Linked DNA regions of Mus musculus: regions 1, 2, 3, 4, 5 and 6 are each linked to region 7. A link is a loop called in an ENCODE intact Hi-C map of the cell type or tissue named here. Cell type or tissue: left cerebral cortex. All regions are shown on one strand. Region 1 has its middle 37 kb from the start of A330074K22Rik. Region 2 has its middle 7.5 kb from the start of Gm32968. Region 3 overlaps Gm27021 (predicted gene, 27021). Region 4 overlaps Gm10614 (a long non-coding RNA gene). Region 5 overlaps Gm27021 (predicted gene, 27021). Region 6 has its middle 46 kb from the start of Gm32968. Region 7 has its middle 2.0 kb from the start of Cibar2.

Region 1 (4,000 bases), 86 kb before region 7:
ATGGGTGTCAGGTGGGAATCACACATAAGCACCCTGGAGGGGCTCTCGTGAAAATCTTCAGAGGCTGTGAAACCATCGGGATTGCTTGGGGGGCCTGGGTGTGTGTGTGGGGGTATGCTTCCTCCTGGCCACACTCAGCCCAGGGTCCCCAAATACCCTCCAGGGCACCAAGCTTCTTTCACAGATGTAACCCTGAGGCCCCGGAGCAGGGCAGGGTCCGTGTAGTAAGCGGCAGGGTACAGTCCCAAGAGCATGAGAATGCTGTCACTTGGATGCCAGAGAACAAAGAGGCCATGGCACCAGAGGATCTTCCCTGTCACCATGATGTGACCTAAGAGCAGGAACAAGAAATGCGGATACAGCCCAGACCTCTGTAGACTGTGAGCAGCCATGAACCAGGGTGGTCTATGCGTCCCTCTCCTACCCTCCCCAGGCTGGCCCGGCTCGTCCACGGTGAAGCTGTGGGAAGGTGGCTGAGTTGGAAACTCTGTTTCCAGCCTCTCCACCCAGAGGCAGAAAGATACCCAGCTCCAAGAGGACCTGATGAGGCTCTGGCCTCCTGCCCAAGTCGAGACTGTGCTGGGGGAATTCCATGTAGTATCCCACCTTGCCTGGGGAGCTGGGGTAAAGAGACAGCTGCTATTGATAACCTCATCGTATTTAGGAACTGTGGCAAAAGAGACAGTAAGGCAAACCAAGGCTGGCCTCCCTGGACTGTAAGCGAGTGCTGCTTGGGCTTGAGAGCCGAGCTGGGCAGACAGAGGCACTGGGCTTGAGAGCCATTGCCTGGCTCATCCTGGGAAAGAGGAAAGGGGGTGCCATGGCTTACCATGTTCACGATGTATGTGTACGAGACACATGTCTCTTTGTGAGCTGGAAATCCCTGGCTTTACATGTGAGAGGTGTATGTGCATGCATGTTGGTGTGTGCAAGTGGAGAATGGAGGTGTGCGTGAGAAGCAGGTCTGGTGTGTGTGGAGGTGAGTAGTGCAGGCATATGAAGGGTGTATGTGTATGTATGTGAGTATGTGTGTGTATATGTGTGTGTATGTGAGTATGTATGTGTATGTGGGTATGTATGAATGTGTATATGTATGTGAGTGTATATGTATATGTGAGTATATATGTATGTGAGTGTATATGTGTGTGTATGTGAGTATATATGTGTGTATGTGTATATGTGTATGTGAGTGTATATGTGTGTTTGTGAGTGTGTGTATGTGAGTGTATGTGTGTGTGTGTATGAAAGAGTGTGTGTGTGTGTGAAAGAGTGAGTGTGTATGTGAGTATGTGTGTATGTGAGTGTATATGTGTTTGTGAGTATGTATATGTGAGTGTATGTGTGTGAGTATGAAAGACTGTGTGTGTGCATGAAAGAGTGAGTGTGTGTGTGTCTTTCTGGAGCAGCTGACCTCCCCAGTGAGCCAGCTGCACAGTGGGTTCCTCCCATAACACAGGCCACCCCGCCCCCAGCCAAGGAGGACAGCTGCAGAGGGTGACCTGTGACCAGAAGGCCACTTCCCTGGCCTCCCTGCCTTTGGGCGGGCCAGGCCACTTGACCCAGAGGCTGGCTCCAGGATTTTATAGCTGGGGGCCTGGTTTTCCCAGCCACAGGCGTCTCAGAGAGGGGACGGGCCCAAATGCCACAAAGGCTTGGCTGTTCTCCCATGAGCCTTGCTGGGTGGGGGGAGGGGCCTCTGGGGGAGCAGGAGGGTGGGGGCAGGGTGTGAGGAAGCTGGAGAAAGTGGGGAACAGGAGGATGATTCTGGAAAGTTCCTGAGACAGGGAGGGGTGGGGGGGAGCAGTAGGGGGATATGGAGACAGACACCCAGACTCACACCAGGAGGGGCAGAGAGTGGAGGTTAGTGAGCAGGGGAGTGGTGGGGAATGGGGGGGAATGAGGGAGGGGGGAGACAGACCCAGCAAGACAGAGACAAAGGGGCCAACCCTGGAGAAGGCCCTCGAAGGCCTCCCTGTGTGTGGCAGGGCTGAAGTTCATACAGGGAGGGAAGAGGTGGGTTGCCGACCAAAGTCATTGAAAAATTTTTGGCTCAGCTGCCTGAGGCTCCTGGCCGAGGGCCCGGTTCTGAGCTGAACTTAAACAAACCCCACCACTGCCATCTGCTTGATTTTAAAATAAATCAAACAGTCTGTGCGCCGCGCTGATCGGGTTTCCATCTGCGCGGCCGCCCGCTCGCCGGCCTGGAGCTGCGCTTGCCTCTCCCAGCCAAAGCTCCTGGCAACATGTGGCGGGTGATTCCTCCAGGAGGGGACACCGACCCCCCGCCAGCCCCGTGGCTCCAACTGAAACCCAGCACTATTTTTACAACCACCCACGGCTGAGGGGACCAGAGCGGCTCCGCCACTGCGGTTTCTGGTTGGTGGCGGTGGCAGGGGATTCCCCTCCCTTGTTTGGTGGACAGAGGGTACTTGGAGGGTTCAGGGCAGGAGCATTCCACACCAGCTGTGATGACACGGGACACCAGGTGGGACAGCTGCAGCCTGCTGGGGTGGGGACAAAACAGTGGAGGGTACACCTGAAATATCTTAATGTAGTTCCTCCCCCAGGCTGGGCCATCCTGGAAAATATTGATACCTGCCCCTCCCTTAAAGTTCACGTTACCCATGGGGTCAAGAAACCAGAACAGAAACTAAGAAATGCAACTCTGAGCCTTAGGCAAGTCATCTGTAAAGTGGGTACAAGCACGGACACTGCCCATGTCCTGCAAAGGCAGGAACCTAGGGATAAAATGCCCGAGGGAAAGACAGAGCCACAGGAGCGGGGTCTGGTGAGCTAACATGGGAAGTGTAAGGACTATTCACAGACCATAAACCGTTAGGAGACATAGAGTCATTAGAGATGGGAGCAGGGGCCATGAGTTCGTGCATGCCAGCTCCAGAGGGGTTCAGAATAAGAAAGAGTAAGGTGCTCACAGGTGGCTGGACAGTGGGGTCAAGGACAGCAATCTGATGCTGTGAGCCCATCTGAGCCCAAATCTACCCAAATTATTTTCAACTTAGCCAAAGCTTCAAAAAAAAAAATTTTTTTTCTTTTAAAGATAATGGTCTCACGTAGCCCAGGCTGGATTTGAACTTGTTATGCACCCACGGCTGACCTTGAACTATTGCTCCTCCGGTTTCTGGGGTGCTGAGGGTGGAACCAGGGCTTCGTGCATTCCAGCCTGAGCTGCTTGCATTGATTTTTTTTTTTAAGTCCTCAAAGGACTTGAGAATACATAGAATACAGAGTTTCACAGGTTGTTTGGTTGTTATAAAAACACGCAGAGGGTGTCTACCAGGAGCTGGAAGTTGTGACATGTACAAAAGGCACACTGGCCATGATGGGGCAGGAAGCTGGAGGGGGACCCAGAAGGGCAGGGCATTGCACGGAGAAAGCAGTCCCAGGGGCTCCCCGAGACGGCATTGTGTCCTTGAGCCGAGGCTGGCACTCCGTACGTTACCACAAACCTGAGCTTGGAAGAGGAGTCACTGCCTCCCATGTGAGCCCACAAAACTGGAGCATCAACAAAGGAACAAGAGGGAACACCTGTGCTGGGCTACCTGGGACACACAGCTGGGGTGTGACCTCTGTGCTCCAGTCCCCAAGCCTCGGATTCACGGTGGAGACTCTGGGGAAGAAAGACTCCCACACTAGCCATTCAGAGGCATCCCAGGGACTTGGGAGCTTGCGTATGGTCCCTCCTGAATCTGTACGCCTCACCGGCCTCTCCACCCCTCTCAGAGTGTTAGCAGCCATGGAAAGGACACTCATTAAACACAGAAAAAGCCCTGAGATGCCTCTGGAGAGGTGTGCCCAGGGTCACCTCCAATGCTGAAGGATCCATGTCATCGTAATGAACCTCACTCCCACCAATAAGCCAGGCAAGGTATCTGTGCACTGCTCCAACAGACTTGTCTCGGTGCCTGCACAAGGTCCTGGTGGGGAGACACGTGGGCACAAAGCAGCCCCAGTCTTTCACAGACCCCTGACATGTACACAG
Region 2 (4,000 bases), 140 kb before region 7:
CAGCAACATAGGATCCAAGAAGCCGGCCTTGATCTGGTGACTCCAGAATGGTCTCTGGTCTAAATCTTCTGCTTCAGACTAAGCGGAAGTAGACAGAGTTCAAGGGCATATTCGGACCAGACAGCCTTAGTGCTAAAAAAAAAAAAAAAACAAACCAAAAACACGTGGTCATCTGTATAAAAAGATTTTATTATGTACACAGCATTCTGCCTGCATGTGTGCCTGCAGCCCAGCAGAGGGCGCCAGATCTCATTACAGATGGTTGTGAGCCACCATGTGGTTGCTGGTAATTGAACTCAGCACCTCTGGAAGAGCAGCCAGCGCTCTTAACCTCTGAGCCATCTCTCCAGCAAGCCATAGTCATTTTTTTTTTAAAAATTGTATTTCTATATTTATTCATTCACCTACTCTTTCGTGTGATGTGTTTAGGTGTGCCTGTGCCACTGTGTACGTGTGAAGGTCAGAGGGTGAGATCCACCTTCCAGCTGGGCCCTGGGGATTGAACTCAGACCATCAGTCAGTGCAGAAAGCCTAGGCTCCTGAGTCGGGCCTATAGCGTGGTGCACACTCCTGGTTCCTAACCCACTGAACTATCCTGCCAGCCCCATGGTCATCGTTGTTGGGGACTGGAGAATTGCTACTGTACTGGGGAATAAATCCAGGGCCTTATGCAGACTAGGCACAATATCCTGAGCTACATCCCTAGTCCTTTTTAATTTTTAATTTTTTCTTTTTTTTTAAAGGATGTATTTATTTTATGCATGTGAGTACCCTGTAGCTGTAGACGCACCAGAAATGGGCATCGGATCCCGTTACAGAAGATGGTTGTGAGCCACCATGTGGGTGTCGGGAGTTGAACTCAGGACCCCTGGAAGAGCAGTCAGTGCTCTTAACCACCAAGCCATCTCTCCCACCCAATTTTTCTTTCTTTTGAGACAGTTGCAGTAAGCTATCCAAGTTGTCCAGACAGGCCTCCTCGCCTCTGCCTCCAAAGTAGCTAGATTAGAGTTTGTGTAAACAAACTCAGCAAAGTATATATTCTTGGGCTGGTGAGATGGCTCAGTGGGTAAGAGTACCCGACTGCTCTTCCGAAGGTCAGGAGTTCAAATCCCAGCAACCACATGGTGGCTCACAACCATCCGTATCAAGATCTGACTCCCTCTTCTGGAGTGTCTGAAGACAGCTACAGTGTACTTACATATAATCAATAAATAAAAAATCTTAAAAAAAAAGTATATATTCTTTTGGGGATGTTCATTGAGAACTTCCCCTCAAAGACCATTTTTGGGGTTCAGTGTTCATAACGGTTACTCTCGACTGTCACTTGGCCAGATCAGAATCACCTCTAAGAAACAAGTGTCCAATCACGTTTGTGAGGAAGTTTCTAGACCTAATTATTGAGGGGGGGGGGGAGACTCAGTCTGACTGAGGGCCACAACACGCCACAGGCTGGCGAGCTGAGCACCAGCATCCGACTCTGTCTGCTTGCTGACTCTGGATGCCATGTGCCCAGTGGTCTCATGCTCCTACCTCCATGCTGGATTGTCCTGTCAAACTGAGAGTAAAAGTAAACACTTCCTTCCTGCCTGCCTGGCTTCCTTCCCTCCCCTCTCTCCCTCCCTCCCTCCCTCCCTCCCTTCCTTCCTTCCTTCCTTCCTTCCATCCATCCATTGCTTTTGCAGGACATTTTATCAAACCAGAGAGAAAGGTACCCACTCCAGTCTGGGTTTGGTTTTTTTTCCCTTTCTGTATCCCACCACTCCCAGCATGGGGTCGGAGTCCCATGGGGGCGGAGTCAAGTCTTTTTAAATTTTATTTATTTTATTTTATGTGCATCGGTGGTTTGCCTGCATGTATACCTGTGAAGGCGCCAGATCTCCTGGAATTGGAGCTACAGACAGTTGTGAGCTGCCATGTGGTTGCTGGTAATTGAACCCTGGTCCTCTGGAAGAGCAGCCAGTGCTCTTAACTACGGAGCCATTACTCAGCCCGGGGCTCAACTCTTAATAAATGGATAAGAAAACTTCCCTTAGCAATAGGCTATAGGAGGATGCCCACATTTACTAGAAGGCCTCCTGATGTCATGGGTGTCCCTACCTCCAACCAGCCAGACCGACACCCAGGTACCTCAGAAAGCAACAAGCTGCAGGTGTATTCCACCATCCCGCTAGCTCCTCCCACACGTGCCCTATGGCCCTTGCTGGAAGGCACCAGCTCCTTCTGATGCCTCAGTTTCCTTAACTGTAAGATGGGAGCAACCTGGATGTGGCACCCGGGTGGGGGTGCTGTGAAGGTCCAAGGAACAAGTCCAGGTATCATTGGTACAGGGCAGGCTCTTTGTCAAGTAACAGCCACTTCATGTCTGGGGCTCATATAGACAGACAATTGAATCGACAGGGTCAGCGCAGAGGACAGGCACTCCTGCGCCCTCTGGTGGCAGGGAGGGCTTCGTGCAGGAGACAGGCAGGAGCAGCACCTTGGCTGACCACCGGAGGGCAGCCACACCCAGGCAGCTCCCTGGTAGCACCCTTGGGTGTGACTCAACAGAGAAACCCAAAGATGGACCCACTCACTTCCTGGCCGTGTGCTGACCTCTGTGTGACTGGACCTGAGGCTGGAAAGGCCACAGGCCATGGGCTACAGGGTAGGCCTCCGGTCACTTGGCTACCTGTCCTGATTGCTAGGCACTTGCTGGGCTTAGACAGCTGGTGCATACCACATCCCTCTCCTTTTTCTGACATGGCCACACAGCATCATAAAGAAGTGGTCACTTCTGCCTGTTTTCCTGCATCGCTGGCCAGGTGGGACACAGGAGGGACAATGCTAGGGCCCCAGGGTCACTTCCTGGGCCACAATGTCAGCAAAAACGTGCATTTTTGTTCGAAGTAGGGGTGTGTGTGTGTGTGTGTGTGTGTGTGTGTGTGTGGTGTACATGCACACATATACACAGATGGAATCTAGAGGCTGTACCCTGTACCTCTGTAGCCCACACTGACCTCAGACTTGTGACCCTCCTACTACAGCCTCCCAAGTTCTAGAATCACAGGCCTGCACCACCATGCCTGGCTGGAAAATATAACCATTTTCACTGCAGGAAACAACAGCTCACGGGAAGGGGAGCTATTTGTTAAAGCAGCGAACACTGACTGCCGCCTACTAGAGTAAGCCAAGAACTGACCCTGGGGAGCTCAGGTGTTTGGTTTAAGAGGAGCCGCCACCCCCATTCTGTATCACTGGCTAGGGGCACCTATGAAAACCTGCAGTCTCCTAGACCCCATTCCAGCCATTCCAGTGGCAAGGCCTCGCCAGGCTAGCCCTGCAACCCAGCCGGCCACTTTGTGACTCAGCCACTGGAGATGACGCATCGATGCCCTGAAAGCCATGGGTCTCGGTAAATCCCCACAGAGGGATCCAAGGGGGGCCTGGCTCGGGCAGTGACGACCCACTGAATTCTGTTAGGGTCATCCCCTGAACAGGTAGGATAAATCTCGGCTGGTCTCTGTCAGAACTTGGCTGAGTCATTGAGGATTAAATTAATAATGATTAATTGGAGGCTCCTGAAGGCTGAACGGCTGGGAAGAAGATTAGAGCGCACTCAAGCAGTCTTTCCTCCCTCTCCTCCTCCTCCCCCTCCTCCATCCTCCCTTCTTCTCCTCCCCCTCCTCCTCCTCTTTGATTTCTTCTTTCCCTTCTCAGCCCACCTCCCAACACAGGACATTCAGACGGGAAACTGGAAGAGTACAGCTGAGGTATGATATGGCAGCCTTGCCAGGGGCTAAGCGGGCACGTGGGCAGGCAACTGCCCCAGAGAAATCTCGGCTCTATCCGGCTTTCCTCTGGAGAACGGGCTGGGCAGCTGCCCACCCCTCCCACCTCCCCAGACTGGGAGCCACAGAGCTCTGAGGTCTGCACAGGGTCCTGGTGGGCTTGGCCCAACAGACCAGACGGGAAGGCAGGCAGGGAATGGTCCTGCATCCTGAATCTTAGGTTCATGCAACAG
Region 3 (4,000 bases), 430 kb before region 7:
TGGTACATGTTCTGAGGAAATAGGTGGTTTTCTCACTGCTGCTCGGAAGCAGACTCAGTATAGATCCTCCGCTACCGATGGGCAAACTGAGGCTCACAGAGGCTGGTGAACAGCTGATGTGGAGATGAGTCCCATTGGGGTTGGGTGGCATCCTAGGGGAGGGAGCCCAAAAGGAATAGGTCGCAGGGAGAGAGAGGTAGGGATCAGCAGGAGGGTAGACCACCCTTGCTCACTCCGTTTAAGTCTTAAGAGAGAAGCAGCTCAGATCCCAGAGGTCCGCCCTGAGTCCCTGCAGAGGGCAGCCACACCAGGTATCTCGTCAGCCCATCAGGCTGCCCTCTTAAAGAAACTAGCATCTCTCAGCATCACCACATGGAGGGCCAAGCTTCCTGCACACAGGGCCTTCCGGGGACAAGAACAGCCAAACCATAATCCTTTGCAGCCTTTCCCAGAGCCCCTTGCCAGGCTACGTGATGGAGGCACACCTCAGTTAGCTCTCGTTCCAGTGCCTGAGCTGTAGGTATTATTTGTAGCTCTGCTTAAGAGAAAGGGGAAGGAGAGGACCCAGGGAAAGAATGGGACTCACCTCAGCGGGCACAGCAAGGTTGGAGAAGAGCCAGGCTGCCAGTCCATTGCTTCTCAGCTCCATAGCTAATGTCTAGGCAGACACAGAGGACATCAGAGAACCAGCCCCTCTGCTCTGCCACAAGAAAGTATCTCTCTCCAGGCCTCAGTACCCCCTCCTGTAAGGTCCCCAAAGTCATTATTTACCCCACAGAATTGAGGGGTGACATTTCAGCCCGAAGCTAAGTGCTTAGGGGGCCCCTGAATCCTGGGAGAAGTCCCTTTTAGCCTGGACAACTGTGGGGTACGAGGTTCCCGAGGGGGCTACAGTCTCTTGAAACATTCTTTTTTGGCTCCACCTTGCTTCCAAAATTCCTGAGCCGGAATTTTACCTGCTCCTCAGAGGAGAGTCTCTGAACCTCTGTCCAGGGAAGGTGAGAAGAGAGACAGAGATGTCTCACAAGGACCTCAGGCCCTGCGCATGCCCGTGTTATCAATGCTACCCATGGGGCTTAAGACAAGGAAGAGCAGTAGTCTAGACCAGGGCCCTGCAAGCTGGGAACACTTGTCACAATCTCCAGGAGTCCTGAGAAAGCACCCCAACTCTGACCCCTCCCTCAGCCCCCAGAGGGGCTCCAGGTATTGGGGGACCTGAGGTACTGGGGATATCTTCCAGCCTCTGTGACTCTGATGCTAGGCTGTGGGAGACTAGGGTGGTGGCCTGAAGTGAAAAAGGTTAGGCCCAGGGAGGAAGCTGACACAGCAGAGCCCTCCCTCCCTGATGTTACCCTTCTCTTTCTCCTAGTCTGGATGGATGAGCTGGGGTCTTATCAAGACGATGGAGAGCTGGAACCTGAAGCCTGAAGCGGCGAGACCTGTGTGGCAGCAACCTGCCCCGCTGCCCCGGGTGTTGGGGGCGTGGCTACCTGAGCAGCTGGATGGGGAACAGCGAATTGGGTCCTGGACCAAGACATGGATGGCCAGAAGAGTACAGCAGGTGGCTGGCCTCAACGGAGCAGACATCCGTGGCCTCTGAGTCCGCACCAACCCAGACCCCGGCTTGGTGAAGAGGAGGCCACCCTGCCCTACGGTCACCGTGACCATGGACCTCGGCCCTCGAGGCCCCAGAGCAGAAGGACTTCTCGCCAGAGCAGGGCCTCTGTTTTTTACAAGTTGTTTTACAGGTATGGGACCTACATCCTGAGCGAGATTTATAAATAAAGCTCCTTTGTGACTTGCGGGTCCTGGTTTTTGGGTTTTGGGGTGTGTGTGCCTTCCTCGCCAGGGGCGACATCACCGGCAGTCGAGGTTGGGAGCCCAGCGTGTCCAGGCTTTTCACCAGGTGTGGAAATAAGCTCACAGAGATTGCGAAGCAGCCAGGAAATTGTTATTTAAAACAAGGAAGTACCACAAGGACAGCCGCTATTGGCGAAGACACTCGAGGGGCTCAGTTACCTTTTGGGGTGAGACAGAGTGAGTGGTAGGGTTATTGAGTGGCATAGCAAGGGTAGTTTCTGTTTTCATGGCGCACGCCTTTAATCCCAGCACTCGGGAGGCAGAGGCAGGCGGATTTCCAAGTTTGAGGCCAGCCTGGTCTACAAAGTGAGTTCCAGGACAGCCAGGGCTACACAGAGAAACCCTGTATCGAAAAAGACAAAAAACAAACAAAAACCAACCAACCAAACAAAAATAACCGAGTACCTCGTGCATGCAGTACCGACAGAGGCCAGAAGAGGGCAATGGATCCCCTAGGACAGGAGTTACAGAGGCTTGTGAGCCTAAGCCAGCCAGTGCTCATAACCACTTTCATTCTCGTTTGGCAAGTTAGGTCCTATAATCACAGACCTACTATGCAATATCCCTTTCTCATAATCCATCTGATTTTAATCAATGCAACGAATGCATAATTTTGCATAAAGTGACAAGCAGGGGTTCTCTCTAAAAGTTCACTTGAGGATATAGTTTTGCTTTCTTGCCCATGGACTCCCCAACCGGTTCAGGCTGGATTGGCCCTCTTACCCTCCAGTCAAGATATATTGGGAATGTGTCTGAATAGGAGGTACCCAAATTTGGTGGTCATCCCTGGGAGGGAAACAACCCACTGTTCTGAGAAGGGTGTGGGCGGAGCCTGGTGCTGGTGGGGTTTGAGGATTGGTGGAGAGGAGTGTGTGGCTAGTACGTGCCGGTGAGGGGGTGGGGGCTTCCTAGGCCTTATGAGAGGGTGTTCATGTAAGTAACATACATGAGTGAAACTTCCTAGAGGTATCTAGTCACGGGTGTATAGTGTAATGACTGTGGCCGCATGCCCCGCCCCTCCATTTGAATATTTACGCTCCCACAAAAGACCGAGTTAAATTGAGATGCTCAGCTGGTAAAGATGCCATGTACCCAGCCAGGTGACGTGTTAGGTTTTCCAGCACCCACACAGTGGAAGGAAAGAACTGAAGCCAGCACACACATGCACACGCGCACATACACACATGCACATGCAATCACACACACACACATGCACACGCACACACACACATGCACACACGCATGCACACGCATGCACACACGCGCAAACACAAGCGCACATGCACACATGCACAGAGAAATTATTTTTTTATTTTATTTTTTTTAAAGATGTATTTATTTTATGCATATGAGTACATGACCATCACTCCCTTCACACACACCAGAAGAGGGCATCAGACACCATTACAGATGGTTGTGAGCCACCATGTGGTTGCTGGGAATTGGACTCAGGACCTCTGGAAGAGCAGTAGGACCTCTGGAAGAGCAGTTAGTACTATTAACCGCTGAGCCATCTCTCCAGCCCCGCACAGAGTAATTCAATGGTGTAGAGGCACACACACCTTTAATCCCAGCACTTGGGAGAATGGAGGAAAGGCTGGCCTGGTTCACACAGCACGTTCTAGACCAGCTGAGTACACACAATAAGACTCTGTCTATAAGTAAGTAAATAATAATTAAATAAATAAAGTAGTAAAGTAATAAAAAACGAATAAAATGTTTTAAGTTCATTTTACTAATTTTGGAAATCTAAAAAACCGTTTAACTTAATACATCATGAGGATAATGTTGGCTTTTAACAAAGTATCAAGTGTGCAATCCAGAGAGGTCACCCATTTAGTAAGTACCTGTAGACTGGGTGATGAACGGCCAGAGCCAATCTGTGTTGCACATATGTAGCCCGGAGCAGGGAAGGCAGCCACCGTGGTGTCTCCTCATCCTGTGCTTTCCTGTCCCCTTCCTGCCTCAGCTCAAACCCTCCAGCGTGGCACCCCTCTCGTGGATACCTCTGTGCATTGACTTGTGTTAATGTCCTGTCTCGGCCTGCCTTGCCCCGTGTCATCAGAGCCCAAGCCAGCCTGGCCTGCCTGGGTCTAGTTCAGTCTGCCCTGATAGGTCTCTCCTCCCCTGCTCCCCGCCC
Region 4 (4,000 bases), 420 kb before region 7:
TTCTCTCATTCTATCTCTCCCCTCTCTCTTTCTCTGTCTCTACTCCCTTCTCAACCCCCCTTCAATAGAATAAACTCTATGCTATACTAGACCTACGGCTGGTACCTTGCAGGGAAGGTTGCCTTAGCATGGGCCCGCTGAGGTACCCTAACCCACTGCACCGTACCTCGCTCTTTAAAGCATATTGTTGACTTTACAAAACACATCAAGGCCAATCACAGTTATGTCGAAAGTTAAAACCCAGCCTGGGCTAAGTGGGATCCTGTCTCAGAAAACATAAGCAAAAAGTTAATGTTAATAAAAAAACAGGTAGCCAGGCAATGGTGGCACATGCCTTTAATCCCACCATTGGGAGGCAGAGGCAGGCGGATTTCTGAGTTCGAGGCCAGCCTGATCTACAAATTGAGTTCCAGGACAGCTAGGGATATGCAGAGAAACCCTGTCTCAAAACAAAACAAAAATAAATAAATAAATAAATAAAATTTTAAAATTAAAAAAAAGAAAGGAAAAGAAAAAGCTCTTTCCATTTTGCTGCCACCATGCAATGAAATGAGGAACACCCAGAAACTCCGGGGCCACACGAGCCACAGCCACAGTAACTACCGCAAGCACCCAGGAGGCCGGGGAATGCCAGAGGCCTGCATCACCACCGGAACAATTTTGACAAATCCCATGCAGGTTACTTTGGGAAGATTGGGATGAGGCATCACCACTTGAAGGGGAACCAGAGCTTCTGCCCAGCTGTCAAACTGTGGACACCGGATAGCGAGCAGACACGAGTCAATGCTGCAAGAAAAAACAAAAAACAAAAAAACAAAAACAAACACAAACAAACAAACAAAAAAGACTGAAGCTGCTCCCATCCTTGATGTTGTGCAATCAGGCTACTACAAAGTTCTGGGGAACAGAAGGTTCCCTAAGCGATCTGTCTTCCTGAAGGCCAAATTGTTTAGCAGAAGAGCTGAAGAGAAGATGAACGGTGTCGGGGATGCCTGTGTCCTGGTGGCTTGGAAATGCTAACATTTTCAAAGCAAAAACAAAATCAACAACAACAACAAGTTAGTGCCAAGTTCTGTTTGTTTTGAGACAGGGCCCCATCTCTTCCAGGCTGGCCTCGAACTTGCTCTGCACTGAGAATGCCTTTGCACTTCTGATCCCCTTGCCTTGCACACACACACACACACACATACACACACACACACACACAGCTCCGGAATCACAGGCGTGTGCTACCACACCCAGCAAAGCCTCAGCTGGGAGCCTGTCTATTTCTCTTGAGATTAAATTGGAGCTGTGGAAGCTGTGGGCCGTGTGGGAGGAAGGCAGGGGCGTAGACCACCCTTCTCATCCCAGGATGTTATGGGGTCACACTGCAGACTGACAGTTTTCAAAACCGCTGGTGCTGAGCTCTTTGGAGGGAAGTCCCCAAGCACAGCCACATTGACAGGACAGGCATTGGGAGGTGCCTCCCAGAGGAGGGATCCTGTATCCCTTTCAGAATGGTGATTGTCTTGACTGCCTTATTTATTTCTTTGTTTATCCTTCATGCTACGATGGTCCGGGGTATCTTTTACTTTGCATTATGGTCCAACACCATTTCCTCTTCTCTTCAAGCTGGTCTGGCTTTCCCCTGGGAGTACATTCCCTTGAGCCCTGTGTTCCTGTGTCCCTGTGGCAGGGGCTTCTGTGGGTCTCCCCTCATCCTGGGACTAGACCCTCATCTTCCAACTGCTTCACCCAGAATCTCCTTTCCTTCTTTCTCTCTTTTTCCCTTCTCCTTGATACCTCTGTTCTTAAGACAGCGACTTACTGTGTGGCCTGAACTATTAATCCTCCTGTCTCAGCCTCCTGAGTGCTGGGGTGATAGGTGTGGACCACCTTACCCAGCTCCATTCTTGAAGACTGGTTCCTAAGTTCTCTGGTCGCTGGTTTTCTTTGCCCTCTAGTGGACAGAGCAGGAACTGCATCGATGAGATGTGCCACCCCAGCTCACCCCGTTCACAGCTGCCAAGTCAGGTACAGTGTCCCTCAGTGGCTGAATGAAGTCTTATTCTGTAATAGTACCAGGAAGCCATAAGAAGCAGCAAAGGGGCTGGAGAGATGGCTCAGTGGTTGAGAGCATGTCCCGTTCTCATGTTGCAGAAGACCCAAGTTTGGTTCTCAGCACCCGTATCATGAGGCTTAGGACTGTTTGCAGATCTCCATCTCCAGGACACAGGACATCTGTATGCCTCCTCTGGGCTCCCTGACACCTGCGCTTGTGTGCACAAACCGCTACACCTAACTACATAAAAGAAATATTTCTTTAGTCGTTTTGTTTATTTTATTTTTGTTTTTGTTGATTGCGGTTTGGTTTGGTTTGATTATGGGGACAGAGTTTCTGTGTAGCCCTGACTGTCCTGGAACTTGCTCTGTAGACCAGGCTGACCTCAAACTCAGAGATCCACCTGCCTCTGCCCCTGCCCCTGCCTCCCAAGTGCTGGGAGTAAAGGCTCGTGCAACCACAGTCCCACTCAAATATTTTTTAAAAAACACACAAACAAACCTGTCCTTTGCTATAAGACTGTGAATAGTATGCTAAGTGAAAGAAGCCAGGCCCGGAAGACAACTGTAACATTGTCTCATTTACCTGCTGTGGCAAATCCTCCCCCCACCCCATCCCCTTCAGGCCCGAGGCGGGGAGAAAGGAAACAGTGGCCAGGGGGCACAAAAAGTGTGTCAACAGATGAGAGGCGGCCTCTGGGAGTCACTATCCAGGCTGGTGACCACAGACTGTAATAGCAATGTCTACTCTGAGCTCGGCACAGTGGTCCACATCTGTAAAGGAGCACCTGAGAGGCCGAGTGGGAGGATTTCACATTCAAGGCCAGAGTGAGTTCAGGGAAGGCTCTTTCAAATTAAACAAATCCACACCCATATAATGCTTCAAGACAGCTAGAGCATGGGGCCGCTCTGAGCCCTTGGGCCCTGTGTTTAGAGCCCAAGGCCCTGTTCATGGAAAGTACCTGCTCTGTCCCAATCCAGATAGCAGAACTTGGATATCCTCATGACAGGGAATGACCTGTATTTTGAGAGGGTAGATGTTAATTAGGATCATTCTAACATATGTGTGTGTGTGTGTGTGTGTGTGTGTGTATTAGCTATAGATATGGACTATATCTGGATATATCAAGCTAGCATATTGGACTCAACAAGTAAATGTGTAAAATGAATATTTTAAGTAGATATTTAAATTTCTACTTACGTATGTACATTGCCTGCTTGTCTATGCATCACATGCTTGCAGTACACTCAATGGCCAGTAGAGGGCACTGACCCCCGGGGACAATAGTTATGGAGAGTTGTGAGCTCTCTGATGTGGGTGCTGGGAAGCACACCTGGGTCCTCTGCAAGAGCGCGTGAACCGTCTCTCCAGCACAGGCATTTGTGAATTTGTTGTTTTGTTTTGGTTTTTTGTTTCCTTTATTTTTTTTTTCCCCCCTCTGTGTAGCCCTGGCTGTCCTGGAGCTTGCTCTGTAGACCAGGCTGGCCTCAAATTCAGAAATCTGCCTGACTCTGCATCTTGAGAAGTGGGATTAAACATGTGTAGTACCATGTACAATACAACTGTTTGGTTTTGAGACTGGGTCTGCTGTAGCCCAGGCTATCTTCAAACTGGCTATGTAGTTAAGGATGACCCCTTTAGACCCCCTCCACATCCACCTCTCTTACACAGTTTTTTTTTAACAAATAACTATCAAAAGATGTATTTGTATTATGTATTTTATGTATAGCAGTGTTTTGTCTGCATATATATTTCTACACCAGAAGAGGCCATGGGATCCCATGGGTCTACACTTGTGAGCTGCCATGTGGGAGCTGGGAATTGAACTCAGGACCTCTAAAAGAGCAGCCAGGGCTCTTAATCACTGAACCATCTCTCCAGCTTCCAATTATTATTCTTTAGTTAAAAACAAAGCAAACTGGGTTTGGTGTGGTGTGTGCGCCTGCAGTCTCAGAA
Region 5 (4,000 bases), 440 kb before region 7:
GAGGGGGGGGACCTCTATCATTGTGGGGTAAATTTCTCACTCTATTTTTGAGACAGGGTTTTTCTTTGTAGTCCTAGCTGTCCTGAAATTCACTCTGTACACCAGGCTGGCCTTAAACTCACAGAGTTCTACCTACCTCTGCCTCCCAAGTGCTGGATTAAAGGCATATGCTGCCACCACCAACGCGTGTGTGTATGTGTGTGAGTGTGTGTGTGTGTGTGTGTGTGTGTTTGAGTGTATGTGTGTGTGTATGGGTGTGTGTATGTGTGTGTGCATCCAATGGTGTTTTCTCCTTGTGTATATGTCTGTGTGAGGATGTTGGATCCTGGGATTACAGACAGTTGGGAGCTGGGAATTGAACTGAACCCAGGTCCTCTCTGAAAGATCAGTCCATGCTCTTAGCCCCTGAGCCATCTCTCCAGCCCAGCATCTCCCTGTCGCTGCCATGTGACTACGTGACAATGTGCACACAGTATGAACACGTGGTACTGACTGACATGTGATGATACTCAGTGTCCTGTGCTGTTGTGGGTTGGATTGTGTCATCCCAAGATTTGTCCATGAAGATGTTGCCGTGGCTCATGCCTGCAATCCCAGCACAGAGGGGAGCTGAGGCAGGGGGATTGAAAGTTTGGGAATCCACGGATATGTAGTGAGACCCTGTCTCAAACAAACAAACAAAGAAAGAGACAGGACAGGGTTTTCATCAAAATGGCCATGTAGGAGTATGGTTCATCAGCCGTGGTCAAGGTGACTCTTGGCTGGTCACTGTCCTGTTCACATACTGCTTGAGGTGACTGGCTGGTACTTATAGGCATTGTCTTACCATGGGTGACGCGTTGCGTACCTCCTGTTGTCCTGGCTCACTGCAGGTTGAGGGCACTGCTGGGGAGACAATGTCTTTTCTGAGGGACTGGGAGACTGTTGAGGCCCACGGTATCTCAGTCACTGTGTCTTCAGCCCTGAGGGAAGATGAGAGAGGTTTCTACATCTGGGACTTATCAATCACTACTTTAGACCGACGTTCTGGGCATTCCTGGGCCTTCGTGCAGAGCAAGCCGGGAGACAGAAGCCAGACAAGGCTGGTTGCCTGTGTCCATCCTGCCCTGTGTTCCACAGCCCTGGCCTGCTGGATCAGAGCCTCCAGCAACAATTCTTTTTGGCTTTTGTTTGATTGTGTTTCTGGGACAGGGCTAAAATAACTGAGCACTAGGCTGGAGAGATGGCTCAGCAGTTAAAAGCACTGACTGTTCTTCCAGAGGTCCTGAGTTCAAGTCCCAGCAACCACGTGGAGGCTCACAACCATTTGTAATGAGATCAGATGCCCTCTTCTGTTGTGTCTGAAGATAGCTACAATGTACTCATAGACATAAAATAAATAAATAAATCTAAAAAAATTAATTGAGTGTGCACGCATGTGTGTGTGTGTGTGTATGTGTGTGGTTCTATTTGTTGTCTTTTTTCAAGACAGGATCTTACTATGTAGCCCTGACTGACATGGAACTCACTTTGTAGACCAGGCTGGCCTTGAACTCGTAGAGAGCACCTCTGCCTCCTGAGTGCTGGGATTAAAGGCATGAGCCACCGCCCAGCTTAGCTTTTGTTTCTTGAGACAGTCTTTCTGTGTCTCTTGGCTGGCCTTGGATTCCTGAGTCTCTTGCCTCAGCCTTCAAGTGCTGAGATCAAGGTATACCCCAGAAGCCCAGGCTATAGCAAACATGACCTCCAGGCTCTGGAATACTTGGTGTCCTCCTAGGACAGTGTCTCATCTCCCACACAGCCAGTGGCCCACAGAAGGACAAGGGTTGTCACTTCCACCCATTCTGTTCTTTAGAATAAATTTCGGAGTCCGCACCCCCTCGAGTCTCCCCCCTTCCCCCCAGGACTGAAGCACTACAGCTCAGGGATATCCTGACAGTGGCCATGGCTTCCCTGGGGTAAATTAGAAACAGTGACTCAGAATTCCATGACTACTTTAAAAAAAAAAAGAAATTTAATTTATGAATGTAAGTACACTGTTGCTGTCTTCAGATGCACCAGAAGAGGGCATCAGATCTCATTACAGATGGTTGTGAGCCACCATGGTTGCTGGGACTTGAACTCAGGACCTCTGGAAGAGCAGTCAGTGTTCTTAACCGCTGAGCCATCTCTAGTCCAGAACTCTGTGGGGATTGTTTTGTTTTGTTTTGTTTAATTGCCCCCTGTCTGCTTGGTCCTGGAAAGCTAGTCAGCTTTCCAGGGGGCCACGTGAGAATGAAGGAAAGGCAGACAGAAAAGCCAGAATCAGGTAGGCTGTATGTCCTCTGAGGGAGGGCAGTACTGTGGTGCCAGAACGCAGAAGGGAAACTTGGTGTGTTTCTTATGAACAGCATAAGGAGAAGGGGTTAGCCAGTCTTGGTGCCAGGTCTAGGGTGCAAGGAGCAACATCTGAACTGCAAACATCTGGGAGAGGGATACTGCTATCAACATCACTGCTCAGACCCAGGGAGGCTTTGCCGTTTCTGTGGATCTGAGGTACTGGGGTCCTTGGCATGGCTGTGCCCTTTCCAACAATACACATTCATCCGGGGCTCCATTCACTCTCTGCAGCCCCAAGTCTGGTGTTCTTTGGGGTAAAGACAGGATGTCAAGTTCAAAGGTGTCTGAAGGTTTCCATTAATTAAGCTCAGTCCCTTACTCTGTTCTCCAGGCTCTGAGCTGGGCTCATGGCGACCAATAAGGAAGTGGTGGTCACCTCTAGGTGTAGATGGCCTTAGCAAAAGCAGAGGGAAGAGCCATCTTCTCATTGCTTACGAATACATGAGTGAAGACAGGTCAAAGAGGTCATGAGTTCATAGCCTGAGCCACCTTCTCCAAAGATGAGCATGCTATGCTGGGTTTTGAGGGATGGGTTTTGAGGGATGGATAGAAGCTCATTTCCCTGGCAAAGAAAGAAAGTGTGTTCCAGGCAGGACACCCGCATATTCAAAGGTGTGAAGGGGGCTAAGGGAACCAGTAAGTCGGGAGAGCAGGAGCAGTCTGGGAGCTGTGTGCTAATGGCCCTGAAGGAGAGGGCGGAGGTACAGGCTGGAAGCTGGGCTGAAAGATGGGGTAGCTGTGACCGGCATGTTCCAGAATTATCTTCGTGACTCTTGGTTCTGGATGTGAACCAGGCGTCTCTCCAGATGGAGTTCTACGGTTATCTTACGTGTGGTTAGACCAAATTAAAACCCTTCTCACCAGATGTGGAGAGACAATGGTTCTGTGGTTAAGGACATTTGTTGATCTTCTGGAGGACTCAGGTTTGGTACCCAGCACCCACAGAGTGGCTCAAAACCACCTGCACTTTGAATTCCAGGGGATCTGATGCTCTCTCTGGCCTCTGTGAACACCAGGCACTTGCTTTTCATGCTTTCTGTGGTAGCTCGTGCCTGCAATCCCAGCTCCGGGGAGGTTGGGGTAACAGGATCACTTTGCATTTGTGGGTAACCTGACTGCTGAGTGAGTTCCTGGTTAGCCTGAGCTGGAATGAGATCTTGCTTCAAAAATGAAAAAAAAAACAAAACAAAACAAAAAACAAAACAAAACAAAAAAATCTTTTCCTTGTGAAGGACTTCTCAGAGCCTTTATCTGGCAGGGTTGTAAGTTACCCAGCAGGAAGACAAAGTAGATGGGATTCTGTCAACACATTTGTATGGATCCCAAACTCATTTGATCACAAAGCCCCTTTCTCCTGGAGCATGTCAGGAGGCCAGGTGTTCCAGGGGGCAGGTCTTGGGAAAGGCTGCTCATACCTGTCCTTGCGACATGGTGTCATGGGATTCATGGTATGATCAGACTCACAGGCTTGGCTGCAGTGTCAGGGAGAGGGGATGGGGGAGCAAGGAAACCCAAGGGGGACTTGGAGGAGATGCAGAGAGAGAGAAGTAGACACAGGAAGGAGAGAGTAGACCAGTGGGGCTGGGGTCTGAAGATGTGATAGGTAAGAAGGGAGATGTTCTGGCTGCCAGTGAGTGCTGGT
Region 6 (4,000 bases), 100 kb before region 7:
CCCCTGGAGAAGCCTGCAGACAGAGCCTCTCTGGGTGCACAGCCACCTGCCACACAGCTCTGGTCTGGGTGTCTCCATCGGAGACTATGGATCAGCTCCATCATGCCTGAGCCTCCTCCAAGATCAAGGCGAACAAGGAGAGAGGCATAGGCAGGGCTCTGAGGCCACGAGCTGGAGACCCACAATCAGTCCCACACTTCTGAACCCCAGTACATGCAGGTCCTTGGCTGGTAGTTTAGTTCAGGGTATGGGTACCTGAGCCAAGTTGGGGGGGAGGCAGAGAGGCAGAGAGAGAGAGAGAGAGACAGAGAGAGAGACAGAGAGAGGCAGAGGGGGGCAGAGAGAGAGGGGGCAGAGAAAGAGAGGCAAAGGAGACAGAGAGAGAGAGAGAGGTAGAGGGGAGCAGCGTGGGGCAGAGAAAGAGAGAGGCAAAGAGGCAGAGAGGCAAAGAAGAGAGAGAGAGGCAGAGGGGCAGAGGCAGAGAGGAAGAGAGGCAGAAAGAGAGGAAGAGAGGCAGAGAGAGAGAGCAGAGAGGCAGAGAAAGAGCCAGAGGCAGAGAGAGAGAGGCAGAGGAGCAGAGGCAGGCAGAGAGAGAGAGAGAGAGAGGCAGAGAGAGAGAGGCAGAAAGGCAGTTAAAGAGAGGCAGAGAGAAAAGCAGACAGGCAGAGGCAGAGGGGCAGAGGGGCAGAGGGGCAGAGGGGCAGAGAGGCAGAAGGAAGCCCTAGGTCCCAAGACAGGCCTCAGGTACCAGCTCACTCAGTCTCAGCTCCTCCTGTGCCCACTGGAAACAGCAGCCTCCCCTTCTCCACTCACCCAGGTGCCACTGCCATCTGTCCAATGTCCATCTGTCTGTCCATTTGAACAAATGTGCCCCAGCACGCTTCCCACACTTTAGACAGACGTAGGGTGCACAGTGCTGACTTTAGCACAGGGGACTCTTGTCGTCAGAGACAAAGGACAACAGCAGCCCACAGTGGTCACCGGTGCCTTGGTGGCAGCCCTGGGAACAGTGGAACAGCACTCTAGGCAGTGGGAAGTAGAAACTCAAAGGGCCAGAGATGGGAGGTAACAGGCCTGGGATGGGATATGTCAGTCAGAGAGGACGGTAGCAACCACTTGGTTAGCTCCCCCAGGCTATCAGTTAGAGACAAAGCAGCCCTGTGCAGTAGGAGCTGGGCCTGTGAGCTCTGCCCTCTTCAGCTCTGGCCAGGGTATTATGAGATGGCCTCAGACCCAGGTTGCTCCCAGAAAGTTTCCTGTTCACAGGCTTGTGAGCCCAGCACCCCTGGATGTCTGCCATCCCTCCAGGCTCCTTGGAATCTGGGGCCTCTAAGGAGGACAGGGGTGGAGCAGCCTGGCGCCGGAGTCCCCCCGCCCCCAGCCCCCAGCCCCGCTGGGATTTGGGGATATCAGGCCCCAAGCCCTGCAAAGCCTCCACAGCTCCCTCCTCCACGGCTGGGAGTAATTAGGTGACCAGGATATAAATTGTGGCTTGCTCCTGTGTATCTGTGGATCATATCTCCCAGAGAATGCCTCTGTGTGTGTGCATGTGTGCACGTGCGTATATATGTGTGTATATGTCTGTGTGAGCATATGTGTGTCAGAGTATGTATTGTATGTCTTTGTGTGTATACATGTATGTGTGTCTTTATGTGTGTGTGTCTGTGTGAGTATATGTGTATATGATGTATATCTGTGTATATGTATGTATGTGTCTTTATGTGTGTGTGTGTCTATGTGAGTATATGTGTGTGTATGTATATCTGTGTATATGTGTCTTTGTGTATGTTATATATATATATATATGTGTGTCTTTGTGTGTGTGTGTGTGTCTGTGTGAGTATATGTATGTGTATGTATATCTGTGTATGATTGTCTTTGTGTATATGCATGTATATGTATGTGAGTCTTTGTGTGTGAACGTGTGTGAATGAATGTATGTGTGTCTTTGTGTATATGTGTTTTAGTGTTTATATGTGTAAGTGTATGTGTGTATGTATATGTCTGTGTATAAGAGTGTATGTGTGTCAGTGTGTATGTACGTGTGTGTGTGTGTGTGTGTGTGTGTATGTATGTAATGCATATGTAGAATCCCTGCAGCTGGAATGTCCTGCAATGGTTCTCCGTGGTACCTCATGCCTTCATGTTCCCAGAGAAATGGGAAGCTGACATGGGCATACTTCAAGCTCCTTGCAACTCACACACTTGTCCTCTTGCACACAGAATCCTAGCCTACAGTGACATTTCTCACACACACACCAGCTTTATATACACGCAGTCCCTCTAGAGGCCCAGAGTTGGGTTTTGATGCCACCTGGAGCCCATATCTGGAACTGCAGCATGGCATAGACTAGCTCGAGGTACTCCCCCACTCCACCTAGGGTTAGCTTCTGCTGTCTCGAGAAGGTCCTCAGTCTGGGTCAAGTTAGGCTCTTTCACAGATAAAGAGCATGAAACAGCTTGAAGAAGTGAAGTGATAGGACCCCAACATTCAAAGGCCATAAACAAAGTGAGGCTTTCTCAGATCCCTGCCTGTCTGGATGCAGGACAGCCAGCATCAGCGTGGAAAGTCTGTGTGCACCAGACACACACTGCAGCTGCGCAGAGTCAGGGTGATGCAGGACACATATGCCCCCGGCAGGAAGAGCTCCGTGCCTCGAATGATGCTGGCTGGGCCTCAGCGACCCCTGCAGACCCTCGCAGGTCTGCCCTTGATCGGCACATAAAGCTCTTGATGGTGACAGATTCCAGTGATAAAGAGGAGGAGATAAATACAGAAGCAGGGTCATGTGACAGTGTAGGAGCCCAGGTAGGAAGAGACAGCCACTTCAGAGGAGACTGCCTTTTGTGACCATCCTTTGCAAAATTAGGAACTGGCCGCAAGACCCACGTAGAGACAGAGCTGTGACCCCATGGCTCAGGTTACCACAATGTAACCCTGCAAGTGCCTGCCCCTTGTCTGCAGGCTGGACAGTGTGGCCCTCCTCCCCTGCTTCCTGCAGCAGATGTGGCCAAACCAGGACCACACTGCCCAGAGACCCCGATCTGTCCAGCACCTGCTTCCCCCACCCCCCAGCTCCAGCTGATGATGGACAGGCCTAGCCAGGATAAAGCCAGCCCCTGCCCGCCAGCCACCCTTGCTTCTGGAGCTAGCGAGCGATCAAGACAGTCCTCAGCAGTACAATGTTTTCTCTCAGACCAAAGACTCCTGGGAGGTTGGGTGCTGAGGCTCTGGGTTTTACGAAGCCCCACAGTATAAATAACCACCCAGTGGAGCTCACCGTCCTAGGATGATGGGAGCCACTCTCTGAGTTGCTCCCACCTGCTGTGTGCCTCACACCTGTGTGTGTGCCCCATGCCTGCAGAGACGTGCATCAGCCACGTGTCAGCCACGTTTCCCATCCCAGCTCTGCTTGCTGCACTGGGGCCAATGGGAGCACCTTGGGTGCCACGTGACCATAAGCAAGGCTCTCCACGGGGTCACACAGGAACACTGCATCTGTGAGGTCCCTGCTGCCCTTCCATGACCTCCCTCACGGGTAGGTAGTCTCTGAAGCCTAAAAGGGGGAACGAGAGCCCATGTTCTGGATCCCAGCCCTGCCCACACCGTGACTCCAGCCCAGCAGCACCTCTGGACGCTCCCTGAAGTGAAAGACAGCCACGTGTATTTGCCAGTAGGCTCTCAGGGTGAGGGTGCCCGTCAGCGCAGCAACAGGAGGTGTATGCACCTGAGGTCACTCCCACCCAGCCATCAGAATCCTAGAGTAAGGAGCAGCCAGAATGGAGACACTACTGCTGGCCCACTGTACCCAGAGATGACACATTCCACCGACTGGTCATACTCAATGACATTTCTGTCCTCGCACAGGTTCGGTCTCTATAAAGCATCTTAGCATCTTTACATTGGTCTCTTCCCTAGGACACATGACTTTTTTTTTTCTTCTTCTTCTTCTTCGAGACAGGATTTCTCTGTATAGCCCTGGCTGTCCTGGACCAGGCT
Region 7 (4,000 bases):
GGATGCTCTGTCATCCCAGAACTATGGTGGCTTGCTTGCCCAATAGTTATGGCCAGCTTTCAGCTACACCCTGGGTAGAGGCTTTCCCCTGCTCAGTTCTGGGACTCACAGAAGGGTGCTGATTTTGTGTGGTACCAAGTGGGGCCCCTGTTTGTTTCGCCACTGGACAATGACAGAACCCCAGGCTTCTGTGTGTCCCATGAGAGCGAGTTCTACTTCTGAGCCACGGGTCATATTTACACATTGCACACAGCCTGTCGTTGTATATTTAAAGGTGAGAAGATCAGAGGTTCCAGGTCATCCTTAGCTACATAGTGAGGTCGAGATCAGCCTGGCAAACCTGAGAAAGCCCCACAGTCACCACCCCCTGCCAGCAGGGGAGAGCCACGGGGCCAACCTGGACCAAGCAAGAGCCTGGCGTGCTTCCATGCAGCACTTGGAAACTGAGGCAAGAGGATCTCAGGCTCCAGGGTCAGCCTGGGCTACAGAGGAAGACCCTGTCTAACACATACCAGCACCAGGGAAGACACTGTGAGCTCACACAGTAGGGCCTCCTGTGTGGGAAGTTCTGTATATCCCACCTCTTTCCTGCCCTGCCCCTGGCTGTGGAGGAATGCCCCGACACTGGGCAGTGTATACAGTCGTGGCTCTGGCCCTCTGACCTCATTCTGAGAAATTGGTCTCAGCATATGATCAGGGAGTTGCCATGGAGACCTTCCCCCTTTATGGCGCCTCTGGAGAAAGATTGAAGCCAGTGTAACTGTTTGGAGCATCTTGCCTGCTGGCCTCTCCTCCTGCTTTCCCAGACAGAATGTTCTCGGAGGGAACACAGTGCCACGTGTCTGTTGTTCTTTCACAGACATGGCCCAAGTGCCTGGTGATTGATGGCTGTGCACACAGTAGGCACTTAGTTTATATTCCTCCAGTGACAGATCACATCCGAGCATATGGTCTGGGATGGACCAGTATTCAGCCGTCATTCACAAGGATCCAGATGGCAAGTGTGTACATCACACAGCCTGGTGTCTCTCTGTCTCTCTGTCTCTCTGCCTCTCTCTCATATATATATATATTTTTTATATATATATAAAAAATGTATACAGCATCCTGCCTGTCTCTATGCCAGAAGAGGGCACCAGATCTCATTACAGATGGTTGTGAGCCACCATGTGGTTGCTGAGAATTGAACTCAGGAACTCTGGAAGAGCAGACAGTGCTCTTAACCACTGAGCCATCTCTCCAGTCCAGCCTGGTTTCTCTTGACCTGTCTATTTAAATCCTTCTTAATAGGAGGTGAGTGTGACAGCAAGATCACCTGACAGAGGGCAAGAGGTCATGTAGCAGGCACAATATGCAGGCTTTAGGAATCTGTGGATCAGTAAAAAGATGGTGGTAGGGGAGGTGACCTCTTATAACCCGTATCTCCAGGGCCAGCTCCCAGACCATTGCTCCTACTCCAGAGCCTCACAGAGCTTCCCAGAGAGGGACAGTGACTGCCCAGGTCACACAGCACACCCAAGGCCAAAGCCTAACTGAGAGGCACTTGAGCCCTCAGGTTCTGCTCAGAGTCGTCCTGGGTTTTCTGCTTGTGGACCACGGCTGGGAGTTGGCATTGGGTTTTCAACTTGAGTTTTCCCCCTCTTTTTTCCTAGTTGTTTAAGAACGTAGCTGCCAGAGACTGCCTCACAGATACCACAGGGACCCAGGAGCAAGAGGGGGACACCTGGACTGCCATGTGACATGCCCCCGGGACTGGAGGGAAAACTTCCTACAGATATGACAGGATCCCATGTAACACACATGACTGTGAGCATGGCGAATGCCAGATGGTAGCTGGGCTCCTTTCTTGGGTGGGGAGTGACCAGGATGTGTGTCCTTGCCTTCCTGAGATATAAGCTGGGCCTCATGCTATGTGTACCTGACCCACATGGCTCAGCAAGATGTGCATCTATTGTGAGAAGGGAGAGAGAGTGACAGACAGACAGACAGACAGACAGACAGACAGACAGACAGTGACAGAGAGAGAGACAGAGGGAGACAGAGAGAGGCAGAGACAGACACAGATAAAGACAGAGAAACAAGGAGAAACACGGAGACACAGAGAAAGACAGGAAAGGGACTACAGAGAACCAGACAAGGACAGAGAATATGCGCCCTCCAGTGGCCACCCTGGACAATGCGGGTTGGTGACTCTCCAGTCGGCCAACCTCCACTCTGACCCCCATGTCTTAGTTCTGCATAGCCCGAGACAGTTTTCATTTTTTCAAATTCATAAGGTTTCCAAGGATTCCAAGAGAGCCAATGACGAGACCTCGCACAGTCTGTCCTCCACACCTATGCCATACCTGTGTCTCCAGTCTCCTGTGTCCCCTCTGCAATCCCGCCACCCTAAGCAGGAGGACTGGAGTGTGGTCTCTGTCGCCCTCTGGTGGTCACAGGCTATAGTACAGGGCAGACAGGGACGAAGCTGATTAACTGGAATAGCTGGGGTCTGGAGGAAACCGATTCCTTAAGATAGAGAAGACCCCAGACAGACTGAGGCAGGGATGTAGTCGTCCACCACTGGCTATCAGAGGTGGGATTCAGTCACCTCTGCATTCCAGAAGCTGGCCATATTCTTGGGGCATTGGCATCCCTCACCCACAGACAGAAAAGCCACAGTCCGTCAATGGGTACAGGAGGCGGATTCTCTGCAGATTGGAACAGCAGCCTCTGAATGAGCCCCATCTCCCATGCCGGAGTGACTCATCTGCTCAGCCTGTCTGCTGAGACCCCGTTTCCAGTAAGGCGATGCTCTGAGACCCAGGGTGGACATGTACTTTGGGGAGACACTTTTCAATTCAGCTAACACCTCAGAAGGGAGGGATTACGGACCAGGAGACACAGAGCATCATTCAGAGAGAAAAATCACAGGACTGGCACAGCCCCGGTAGGAGTTCAGGGCCATGGCTGCCCCTAAACAGAGGGCACAGTACCGTAAAGGACACACAGAGATTTGTGTTGTCTGGGGAAACCTGTCCCTGCCCCCCAAAAGGGGAGCATAACACATGTGCCACAGAGACCCAGCACTCAGGTGTGCTCTGAGGGCTCGCTGGACAGGGGACCCGGCTCCCAGTGCCCAGCCCACCTATCTCCTCATCCCTGCCGCAGGGGCTCCAGTTCCTATTGGGCGATTGTCTAGGAGACTAGAGAGACCAGGGCTTTGCTTTCAGGCCACACAGCAGAGCTGAGGCGTGGGGTTTGAATCTGAAGCAGCTGACCGTAATGTTTCTGCCTTACTAAGTGTTTAAAACAAATCCCAGCATGATGGAGCTGGGACGCACACAAAAAAACGACCCAGTGTGACAGGCGTCCCGTGGAACTATCAATATCTTGCCTTGGGTTCTCTGCCTCCACCACCAGGCCTGCTTTGCACCTTAAGTGAAAAGGGGAGTGGGGCGGGGCGAGTGGGGCGGGGCGGGGCGGGCGGGGCGGGGCGGGGGCTGTGACCCGCAGACCTCTCAACGTGTTAGTGCTCTGACGCTGGAGTCACCTTCCCCAAGTCTAACAGTGGGAGTCGCATACTCTGGGAAGCCCAGGACTGCCTGATTCGCTAGGCACTCCTCTGAGCTGCTGCCTGTCCCCCCGCACCCCCCCCCCCCGCACTCCTTTGGTTCACCTTCTCCGCTTCCCTTTACCGTCTACTCCCCCCACCCTCAGTGACACTGGCTCCCACGCCCCGCCCACCGGGCCTTCTGCCTTGAGGGTGGAGGAGACTCTACACAGCAGGGTCCAGGGTGAAGTCCCAGGCAAGCTCCCTTCGGGGATCTCCCTGTCCGTTCCTGGTGGTTACAAGCACTTTGAACCCCCAAGAACACCATATTCAAAGGCATGTGGAGGTTCTGTGTCCCACTTCCAATTCATTTCAGAGAGTGGTTAAGCCCCAAGGCAAAGCTGGCCCTCCTCACCCCGCAGGGGAGGCCCTGGTTGCCCAGCAACCAGCTGGGCTCCTCCCAGGGCT

The links. A loop is a pair of places that touch in the nucleus more often than their neighbours do. Peaks named below come from ENCODE experiments on the same cell type or tissue, not always from the same donor. Only the 100,000 strongest peaks of a DNase experiment are listed, where the experiment ranks them.
Region 1: it touches region 7 in a loop (2.8-fold over the local background); 14 of 42 quality-filtered maps call a loop at or near these places.
Region 2: a loop joins it to region 7, with 9 times the contacts of the local background. A loop is called at or near these places in 23 of 42 quality-filtered maps.
Region 3: it touches region 7 in a loop (4-fold over the local background); 20 of 42 quality-filtered maps call a loop at or near these places.
Region 4: it touches region 7 in a loop (2.4-fold over the local background); 16 of 42 quality-filtered maps call a loop at or near these places.
Region 5: it touches region 7 in a loop (3-fold over the local background); 15 of 42 quality-filtered maps call a loop at or near these places.
Region 6: it touches region 7 in a loop (6-fold over the local background); 17 of 42 quality-filtered maps call a loop at or near these places.

The regions. Positions count from the first base shown.
Region 1 is chr8:120,263,218-120,267,217 of GRCm38, reverse strand. It overlaps a transcript of Gse1 not described here. Among named protein-coding and RNA genes, the nearest start is that of A330074K22Rik, 37 kb to the right of the region's middle. In left cerebral cortex, no CTCF peak of the experiment used is centred here; DNase peaks (open chromatin) are centred at 1,521 and 2,138; H3K27ac peaks cover 313 bases.
Region 2 is chr8:120,318,133-120,322,132 of GRCm38, reverse strand. It overlaps a transcript of Gse1 not described here. Among named protein-coding and RNA genes, the nearest start is that of Gm32968, 7.5 kb to the left of the region's middle. In left cerebral cortex, CTCF peaks have their summits at 235 (motif pointing right), 2,266 and 2,469; a DNase peak (open chromatin) is centred at 2,480.
Region 3 is chr8:120,606,400-120,610,399 of GRCm38, reverse strand. Gm27021 (predicted gene, 27021) reads left to right here. Exons shown (of 4, transcript NM_001308449.1): 4 at 1,370-1,800. The coding sequence ends at 1,428. 1190005I06Rik (RIKEN cDNA 1190005I06 gene) reads left to right here. Exons shown (of 4, transcript NM_197988.3): 4 at 1,370-1,798. The coding sequence ends at 1,428. Among named protein-coding and RNA genes, the nearest start is that of Gm10614, 19 kb to the right of the region's middle. In left cerebral cortex, a CTCF peak has its summit at 2,292 (motif pointing right); a DNase peak (open chromatin) is centred at 2,294.
Region 4 is chr8:120,594,116-120,598,115 of GRCm38, reverse strand. It overlaps Gm10614 (a long non-coding RNA gene), which reads right to left. Exons shown (of 4, transcript XR_003947476.1): 2 at 3,006-4,000; 3 at 1-2,284. Among named protein-coding and RNA genes, the nearest start is that of Gm10614, 6.9 kb to the right of the region's middle. In left cerebral cortex, CTCF peaks have their summits at 1,963 (motif pointing left) and 3,306 (motif pointing right); a DNase peak (open chromatin) is centred at 1,954.
Region 5 is chr8:120,612,737-120,616,736 of GRCm38, reverse strand. The region is part of intron 2 of Gm27021 (predicted gene, 27021); the gene reads left to right. All of the region lies in intron 2 of 1190005I06Rik (RIKEN cDNA 1190005I06 gene), which reads left to right. Among named protein-coding and RNA genes, the nearest start is that of Gm33075, 14 kb to the left of the region's middle. In left cerebral cortex, a CTCF peak has its summit at 2,040 (motif pointing right); no DNase peak of the experiment used is centred here.
Region 6 is chr8:120,279,980-120,283,979 of GRCm38, reverse strand. It overlaps a transcript of Gse1 not described here. Among named protein-coding and RNA genes, the nearest start is that of Gm32968, 46 kb to the left of the region's middle. In left cerebral cortex, a CTCF peak has its summit at 2,332 (motif pointing left); a DNase peak (open chromatin) is centred at 2,318; H3K27ac peaks cover 109 bases.
Region 7 is chr8:120,177,504-120,181,503 of GRCm38, reverse strand. No RefSeq gene overlaps it. Among named protein-coding and RNA genes, the nearest start is that of Cibar2, 2.0 kb to the right of the region's middle. In left cerebral cortex, CTCF peaks have their summits at 2,194 (motif pointing left) and 2,393 (motif pointing left); DNase peaks (open chromatin) are centred at 2,202, 2,382 and 3,989; H3K4me3 peaks cover 216 bases.